Regions from separate parts of the Mus musculus genome. Here regions 1 and 2 are each linked to region 3. A link is a loop called in an ENCODE intact Hi-C map of the cell type or tissue named here. Cell type or tissue: left cerebral cortex. All regions are shown on one strand. Region 1 has its middle 350 kb from the start of Abra. Region 2 has its middle 340 kb from the start of Abra. Region 3 overlaps Angpt1 (angiopoietin 1).

Evidence for each region. A loop is a pair of places that touch in the nucleus more often than their neighbours do. Peaks named below come from ENCODE experiments on the same cell type or tissue, not always from the same donor. Only the 100,000 strongest peaks of a DNase experiment are listed, where the experiment ranks them.
Region 1: it touches region 3 in a loop (1.9-fold over the local background); 4 of 42 quality-filtered maps call a loop at or near these places.
Region 2: it touches region 3 in a loop (3.0-fold over the local background); 9 of 42 quality-filtered maps call a loop at or near these places.

The regions. Positions count from the first base shown.
Region 1 is chr15:42,218,534-42,221,033 of GRCm38, forward strand. No RefSeq gene overlaps it. Among named protein-coding and RNA genes, the nearest start is that of Abra, 350 kb to the left of the region's middle. In left cerebral cortex, no CTCF peak of the experiment used is centred here; DNase peaks (open chromatin) are centred at 321 and 1,131.
Region 2 is chr15:42,206,663-42,209,162 of GRCm38, forward strand. No RefSeq gene overlaps it. Among named protein-coding and RNA genes, the nearest start is that of Abra, 340 kb to the left of the region's middle. In left cerebral cortex, a CTCF peak has its summit at 963; a DNase peak (open chromatin) is centred at 963.
Region 3 is chr15:42,673,564-42,676,063 of GRCm38, forward strand. All of the region lies in intron 1 of Angpt1 (angiopoietin 1), which reads right to left. Among named protein-coding and RNA genes, the nearest start is that of Angpt1, 2.2 kb to the right of the region's middle. In left cerebral cortex, a CTCF peak has its summit at 1,399; a DNase peak (open chromatin) is centred at 1,406; H3K4me3 peaks cover 1,532 bases; H3K27ac peaks cover 292 bases.

The DNA.
Region 1 (2,500 bases), 460 kb before region 3:
CCAGAGCCTGTGGCAGTTCTGACATCAGATGTAGTCTGGTGGGAACTGAATAACTGCAGACTTCTGTAAACAGATACTCGTGAATATACTGTATCTGTACTGGTTTGAACAATTCTGCCTATCTGCCTTTGGAGTGTTTGGTTCATAACACATAAAAAAATTTAAACAAGGAAAGCCTAAAAATGGTGGGCCTTGCTTTTGAGTGGCTTTCATTAAGGGTCACTGAATGTTGCTCCAAATAACCAAAAGATTATGTAGGCTGGATGACTCATTTCTCCAGGTTGAGTTTCGAGATCCTGTAGGATTTTATTCCCCTATAGTGAGATGTCAGAAAGACTGTGGGAAGTTTTCACTTGCAAGCAACCCACACTGATCACAGTTTACTCTGATATTGTATGAGGCAGAACTAGAAATGAAGTTGGCCATAATACATTCTGCCCTTCAATCTGGAAGAATAAGAATGGCCAAAGTACATAGATGGTCTGTGTGCAATTTTCAGATTTCCAGCTTTTTGTGTTTTATTTGTCTTTGTCACTCGTTTATATTTTCATGATTTAATAAATATTTTAGGCCCATGAATTTCTTCTTTTTTTATTTTTATTTTTTGTGCTTAGCCCATAGTAAAATTGCAATGATAGTTTTATTACTTTTTAATTGTGTTACTTTCCACATGAACTAATTTGTGTAAAATTCATGAACATAATGAATTCATCAATAACACGTTAATAGGAACTCTGACACGTATCCACGTATGAGCATGTTCACATTGGAAGCCGAAAGCATTAATGAAGGCATCATTAAAAGGCTTGCTCACGTCCCCTGCTGCTTTCCAAGGTTAGTGATTACACAGCCATCAGGGATCCATGCTTCCCAAACCAGAGGGATGATCACTTTTCCAAAACTGATCCCTTAGCACTACCACCTCCTTTCTGTGGAGAAAATAAAATTCAGAAGTAAACAAAGACTCTATTTCCAAGTAAGACCATGACTATATATTTAACAGCACATGGATTTCAAAATTAGATATGAGCTCAAAATTGGATGTAAGTTTGTGGGCCTAAGCAGGCTTTCCACGGAAATCTCTGGCCAAGTCTGGTGCGAGCGTTCCAGCGAAGGAAACAGAGTGCGGGCAGGGAGGGGAAGTCGCTTCTCCACTTCCACTTCTGCTTCTGCTGCTCTGGTCCCTGCTCTGATCCACCTCTTTCTCTGCAATGCCTTAATTCTATGCTGCCCTGCACTGAGTCCAATCAGGCCAGGACGATGAGAAGTCAACTAGCCAGTGAGGAGTGCGACAGCGCTCTGGTAGAGCCAATGTCTCCCCAAGCGTTACAGCTCTTGGGACAAAGGCTCAGACTACGACAGAGTAGTGTTTGCACCCCTAATCCTTGCCGATAGGATTCTTATATACAGTTTGGGGATGTGTAAGGGTCTGACAACAGGTACTACTCTTTGGTTTGATCTGAGGGCTTTGGGGAAACCTTATTTGCATGTGGGAGGGCTTGGTGCTGCTTCTACTTTACTGATGGCCACATACCTCTCTGCCTGCGGGGGTGGAGGGTGTGTGTTGGGGGGCTGTGAGGAGCTGAAGCTATGAGACAGGAGCCAGGTGCCAAGGAGACGTGGCCAAACTCCTTCTATCCCAAGCAGGTGGAAATCACCTCCAGCTGGGGCTCTGGTCTTCCAGACCCTTGCTCCACCAGACCCCAGGCTGTCAGTGCACAGTCCACCACCCCACATAAGTTCTCATTTAGTTGTGCAGCCTTGGGAAACAATTTCTCAGCCGTGAAATTAGAATTCCTATTATCTATGTACCACTTAGGGTAATGAACAGGTTGATAGCATCTTTTGGTATATCTATCAGGCATTCAGTATACCTGTATGCCTGCCCCAGGGCCATACCATGGTTTCTGATTTCCAGGGGTTTCCCCTTGTCTGAGATATGAATCCCTAAATTTCCTTAAGTGAAGTTATAACTGGATAACTTATTACTGCTCTATTTTCTGTGGCTGTATATTTGAGATAACCCTACTGATTCTACCCATCTATGAAAGGGTGGTCTATATCCTGGACCCGTGTATAGTATAGCAGGTTTTTCATGCTTTAACCATCGAGATTGGTTATTAGACATGGGGCTTCCTATTGCACCCAGCAAAATATTCCCTAGATTTTCACCATAAATGTTAGGCAGGCTAGTTACGTTCCCTCTCTCTATTAGGATTGAAAATATGGCAAGATATAAAGCAGAAACCCTATAAGTTGTTCTGCCAACCATTTTGCTAAGAACTATGTAAAAGGGGAGTAGGAGGAAGAAGGAGAGCAGATGAGATGGGAGAAAGGTGGGAAGGAAAATAAGAGGAAGGGAGAGAGAGACAGACACACACACACACACACACACACACACACACAGAGAGAGAGAGAGAGAGAGAGAGAGAGAGAGAGAGAGAGAGAGGGAGGGAGGGAGGGAGGGAGGGAGGAAAGAAATATGTAGTGTCAGTTGAAC
Region 2 (2,500 bases), 470 kb before region 3:
AGGAAGGCCTACACTTTAGTCCATTACAAAGAAGCAGAGGCTCCGCACCCTGTGCTAAGCTTTCCTGGATTGCTTCTACATGCCTAAGAAGCGGTGCATACTCAAAAGATATTTTCTAGGTTTCCATTTGACTTTTACTTTTCCTGCGAGTCTCCGCAGCACACGAACCATCTCCATTTTAAGTTTTAAAGGCTATACAAATATGTGTTGAACCAAGATTAGGAAAAAGGTAACTATACAAATACTATAGATAAAGTTCTCTTCTCATCCTGCCTCTTGTTAGTATATTATATATTATATAAATATATAATAGTGTATTATAACAGAGCATGTTATAATAATAGCACTGGGAAACATCCTTGTACTATTTTTTTAGGGGTGTCTTCCTACTTGTAGTTTGTGCTTGTACAACTTTGTGTGTTGCTAAAAAATATTTACATAAATTTATAAACCTCTAAACTTGACTTGCCAGCAGTTTCAAATTTACGGAATCTTTAACATTCTACTAAGAATTGAATTTCATGTACAGACTGTGGGCATAGCATGTAAAATGAAATATATATATTAGCATTAAGCAGGTTGGTGCAGAAGTAGAAGAAGGTGGTTCATGTGGGCAATATACCTCCCTTGGGTCCAATCCTGGTTAACTTAAGCCTTACAGCTAATAGGTCTTATCACAGTCTGTGACATGGAACTGGCCAGAGGCCCAGATCCAGAGCATTTAATTGGATGAATGACGATTAATCTGGAGACAATATAAATCAAAGGATTCAAGGAATGGGGCTGTTCTGTTCATCACAAGTGGCATCTTTGGCAAATTAATAACCCCCACTCTCTCAGCACAGACAAATCGAGTCCTGTTAATCTTTGTGCAAGGCTCAACATAAGAAAAGGTTTGACTTTCCAGGATGCCCAGCCTCTGTGGCCCAGCCTTACTGAAAGGCAGATGTAACATAATCTGTGAGCCAGCAGATGTCGTACATACATTGTTCATTATTTGCTTTGTCCAAGTACAGAGCAAGCACTCGGACGAAAGAGGACCATTGCTGCAGCAGTTAAGTAATTCAGAGGATTCTACTCTGAGTAGTGTTGAAGTTGCTGGTAAAATTTACTTCCTCTAAAAGTGTATGAGTGGTTCATGAAAATAGCTTCATTCATAGGAAGCATTTTAAAAAGTGAAACATAATAATTGCTTTTGTGACTGTTCAATTTTTCTGCCAATATTTTTTAATATTTAATTTTCCCTAAGATGATTTTAATTTTAATTCATGTCTGATTGCTTTCCATTTAGTCACGACTTGCTAGTTTCTAAGAATACTGAGTTAAATGAGATTTCCCCTCTCAGTGACATGGCTTCAGAAATAAGCTGACTAACAGAAGTCAACTACGGTGTTGTCTAGGGTTAGGGCCTCTGGAAAGAAATACTGAGATACACTATGGGTGAGCACTTGTGAGGATATGGTGAAGGGAACAGAATTAAGCAAAGGGAATGGCCAATGAATGTAATATTTTGCCAAAATACTAGCCAGTACAGTGGGGCTATTGGAATACATACATATTCTTTAGGACCTGACCCACATTAGCCAGGTGATTAAAATCTCTCATTAGCCAATTGCTGGATAGGTTTTCCTGTGTGCTGGATGCTATCTTCGAGAATCTGTAGGACCCTGGCCGAGCTAGAGTGGCCAAAGAGTTGAGCTCTCTGAAAGGGAGAGGGAGTTGGGTCAAGGCAGGCTGCTGGGTCTCTTCTGGCCACCACTGTTCTAGCATAAGTGGCACACAATGGGATGATAGTGACCAACAGGGCTCAGTGGGACAGCAGGGAGTACCAGGTGGTTAGGAGCTAAGGTTGGGGCCACAGAGATGGAAGTGACTGTGGTAGGTTCAAACAGCTTCCAACTACAAAAGCTTCATGAAAGAATTCACTTCCCCAAAGTGTTACACCTCTATCTATGACAGATGCTCTCAGATCTTTGATGAAATAGCACACGCACTTTATTCCTTGTGGACAGGGTCTTTTATACATTTTGGGGTGGGTTGGGGTCTAAAAGGAGATGCTTCCTATTTGCTTGGTCTGAGATGTTAATGATGCTTCATCTGCATGTAAAGGCGCTTCAGGCACTGCCCTACAGGACTGATTGTCAGTATCCTCTTCGTGGGGTGTCATGGTCACCTGTTCCAGGACAGGAACCTGGCTGGGAGTAAATAAAATGGCTACTGTTCTTAGGTATGAATGCACTGGGGTTTCTTTTTCTTTTCTTTTTTTTTTTATGTTTTTACATAAAAAGAGTTTACTTATAGAAATATACCCAAGAACACAATTAGACAGATACAAAATATAATTTCAAAGCTATTAGAGCCCAACAAATTTAAAATGATGTAATGCAAACATCAAAGCAAGCTAACAACAAAACAGTAAGTTAAAAAAGGAATCAGAGAATCATCTAGCTAAATCTATGGTTACTATGTGAGTCAAAATACAGGAGAGTCCAAACACTTT
Region 3 (2,500 bases):
TGCGATCATCCTACATCACATTAACAAAGGAATAATCATGGAAATGGACCTCCTTGAATTAAGCCCCTCATGACAAGAGAGCCACACCATAACAGTCCTCTTGCATAACTTGCTTGTTCATTGTAAAGCTACAAAAGTTGAGAAATGCAAGTTGAGAGTCTTATAAAGTATTTTGTGGGATAGCCAGTATCGTACAATGGATATTTTTAAAAATCCATTTTACCAGTGTTTAAGGATATGAACAGATTATCACAGCAATAGTCTGGATTCCTATTGTTTTGATAACACTTTTTTTTTCTGCATCAGGAGCCTTCTTGACAGCTATCATCATACTTTGATTAATAATTTTTTGAATAAATGGCTGAACTAATTTGATGTATCTTCACTGTTTGCATTAGTTCCTGCACAACATTCCTTCTTAACTTATAACAACTACTTAGACTAAAAATAGAAATGCATAAATTGTAAGTATTGTCTTCTGAGTAATTACAGTGAAAAATGTGCATATGAGTTCAAAACAAACATGACATGAAGTTTGGAGTCTGAGTTGGAGAAAACACTAATTAAGGGAAATTTATGAGAGTCTTTACCAAGTTCTTTGATGAATGCATTTATTTGGTTACTTGATCCTCCACCCAATCACATTAACAATGACAAAAGATATGCAAATTCAAGCAGACAATAGCAAAGCCAACTGCTCTGACTCATACCAACTGGGCCACTTCAACCTTCTTCAGCTCAATTTATTCTTGTGAGGATTGATATAACCAAGAAACATTTCAATACTTATGCTTGGCTATAAGTTGAAAACTATGCCATAATCTCTGACTAAGAACAAAGCCAATGAGAGTCAAATTTATTTCACAAAACAAATTAACGTAACAAATGTGTGCACGATGTAAGTCCGGCAGAACTGTGCACTTGCCCTGTCACTGCAGAGCAACAACAGAAAAATAAGCATCACTGTGTGAATCACTATTTTGGTTGTACGCTTAAAGCACATCATTACATTTTTGCTAGAATAGCTCATTCATGATTTAGAACTACAATGCCCTCCTCAAAGCACCCACGTTGATCATGATTCAGTTCTCATTGAAAACACTGTAGATGGGATATTGAGCATAATAACAAACTATTAAACCAAAGCCATTTATTTATGTAGAATGAAATGCAGCCATAGAAACACCAGATGTTCTATTATAAACTAATTCTATGAATAGTGCTGGACAAAGTGTCTATCATCCTCAAAGACGGTTGCACATGTTTTGTGCTGCAGGCTTAACTTTTCATCTGTGATCTGTAGCAGGAAGCTGCAGTTCCAAGTCTGGGAACTCCAGAAGTACCGAGTTCCTGGTCACACGCTGAAAGAAATAACTGTGATCCTAGTTCAGTCCCTAGTGGACAAAAGGAGAAGAGCTACCACCAGGGATGAGTCAGCAGCAGGCAGAGCTAAGTAAGTGACTGGGACCACACAGAACAGAAGTTGGCCTTTTCCCATCCCTTATCCTCTCACAGGGTCTGCTGTGGTACCTGCAGCCTACTCATGATCCTTCTGCTCACATGGAGGCAAGGGTTTAGCACACATCCTGGAAGAGAAGCGTTTACAAATGCTGTCGAGGCTCTAGAAACGTGGACTTACCTGTTACATAGCTAAACAGCGATTAAAGAATGAGCAGAAACAAGAGCTCACCATGGAAAGGGCAGTCTTAACAACAGCAACTACAAAATGTTCTATGGTTTATGAAGACGAAGAAGAAGAAAAAAGACCCACAAGAGATCAATGCGACTTCTATAAAATGGGATCAAATATGCACTCAGCATTAACGTTTCCCAGGAGACTGAGGCTCCCAGATGACACCGTCTCTGTCCCTAACCCAGGGAACCAGGGCTTGTCAAAAATTAGCACAGCCTTCTTGTGTTCAGCCCAATCTGCAGGTGGGTACAGGAGACTTCCTGAACTCAGTTTCTACCTTCAATGTGAGCAAAACCCCTTTCTTACAATTTTCCCATCAGAAGCTATTTTTTTTTTTTCATTTCAGATGTCAGTCCTCATATACCACTTGTGAAGTTAAGTTCCTTTAACTTACAAATACAATCTTTCTAAACGAAGACAATATGGGTACTTTATACTTATTCTCATTGCATACTTTTATTAAAAGTTGGTGGGGGTAAGCATTTTATGAAGATTTCCCATGGCAACTCACAAAACTCCTTGCTGTACATTCCATTTGAACCTCTGTTAATATCACCATTATGATTTCCTTTTACACCACCTTGTCCAAGAAGTGCGCGCTTACTTTTTCAAAGTTGGGCTTTGACAGTCAAAATGCCTAAGATAAACTTTAAAAAACAACAGGGTTGGCATAAAATTTGCTAATGTTAGACGCACATTTAGGAAGCTACAGGATCAGAGGTTCCCACAAGCCCAGGACCCTTGGCTTACCCAGGAAGTTGAGTCCAGAGAGGGAGCCTTTTTTCTTTTGCAAACACTGCCCCCCGG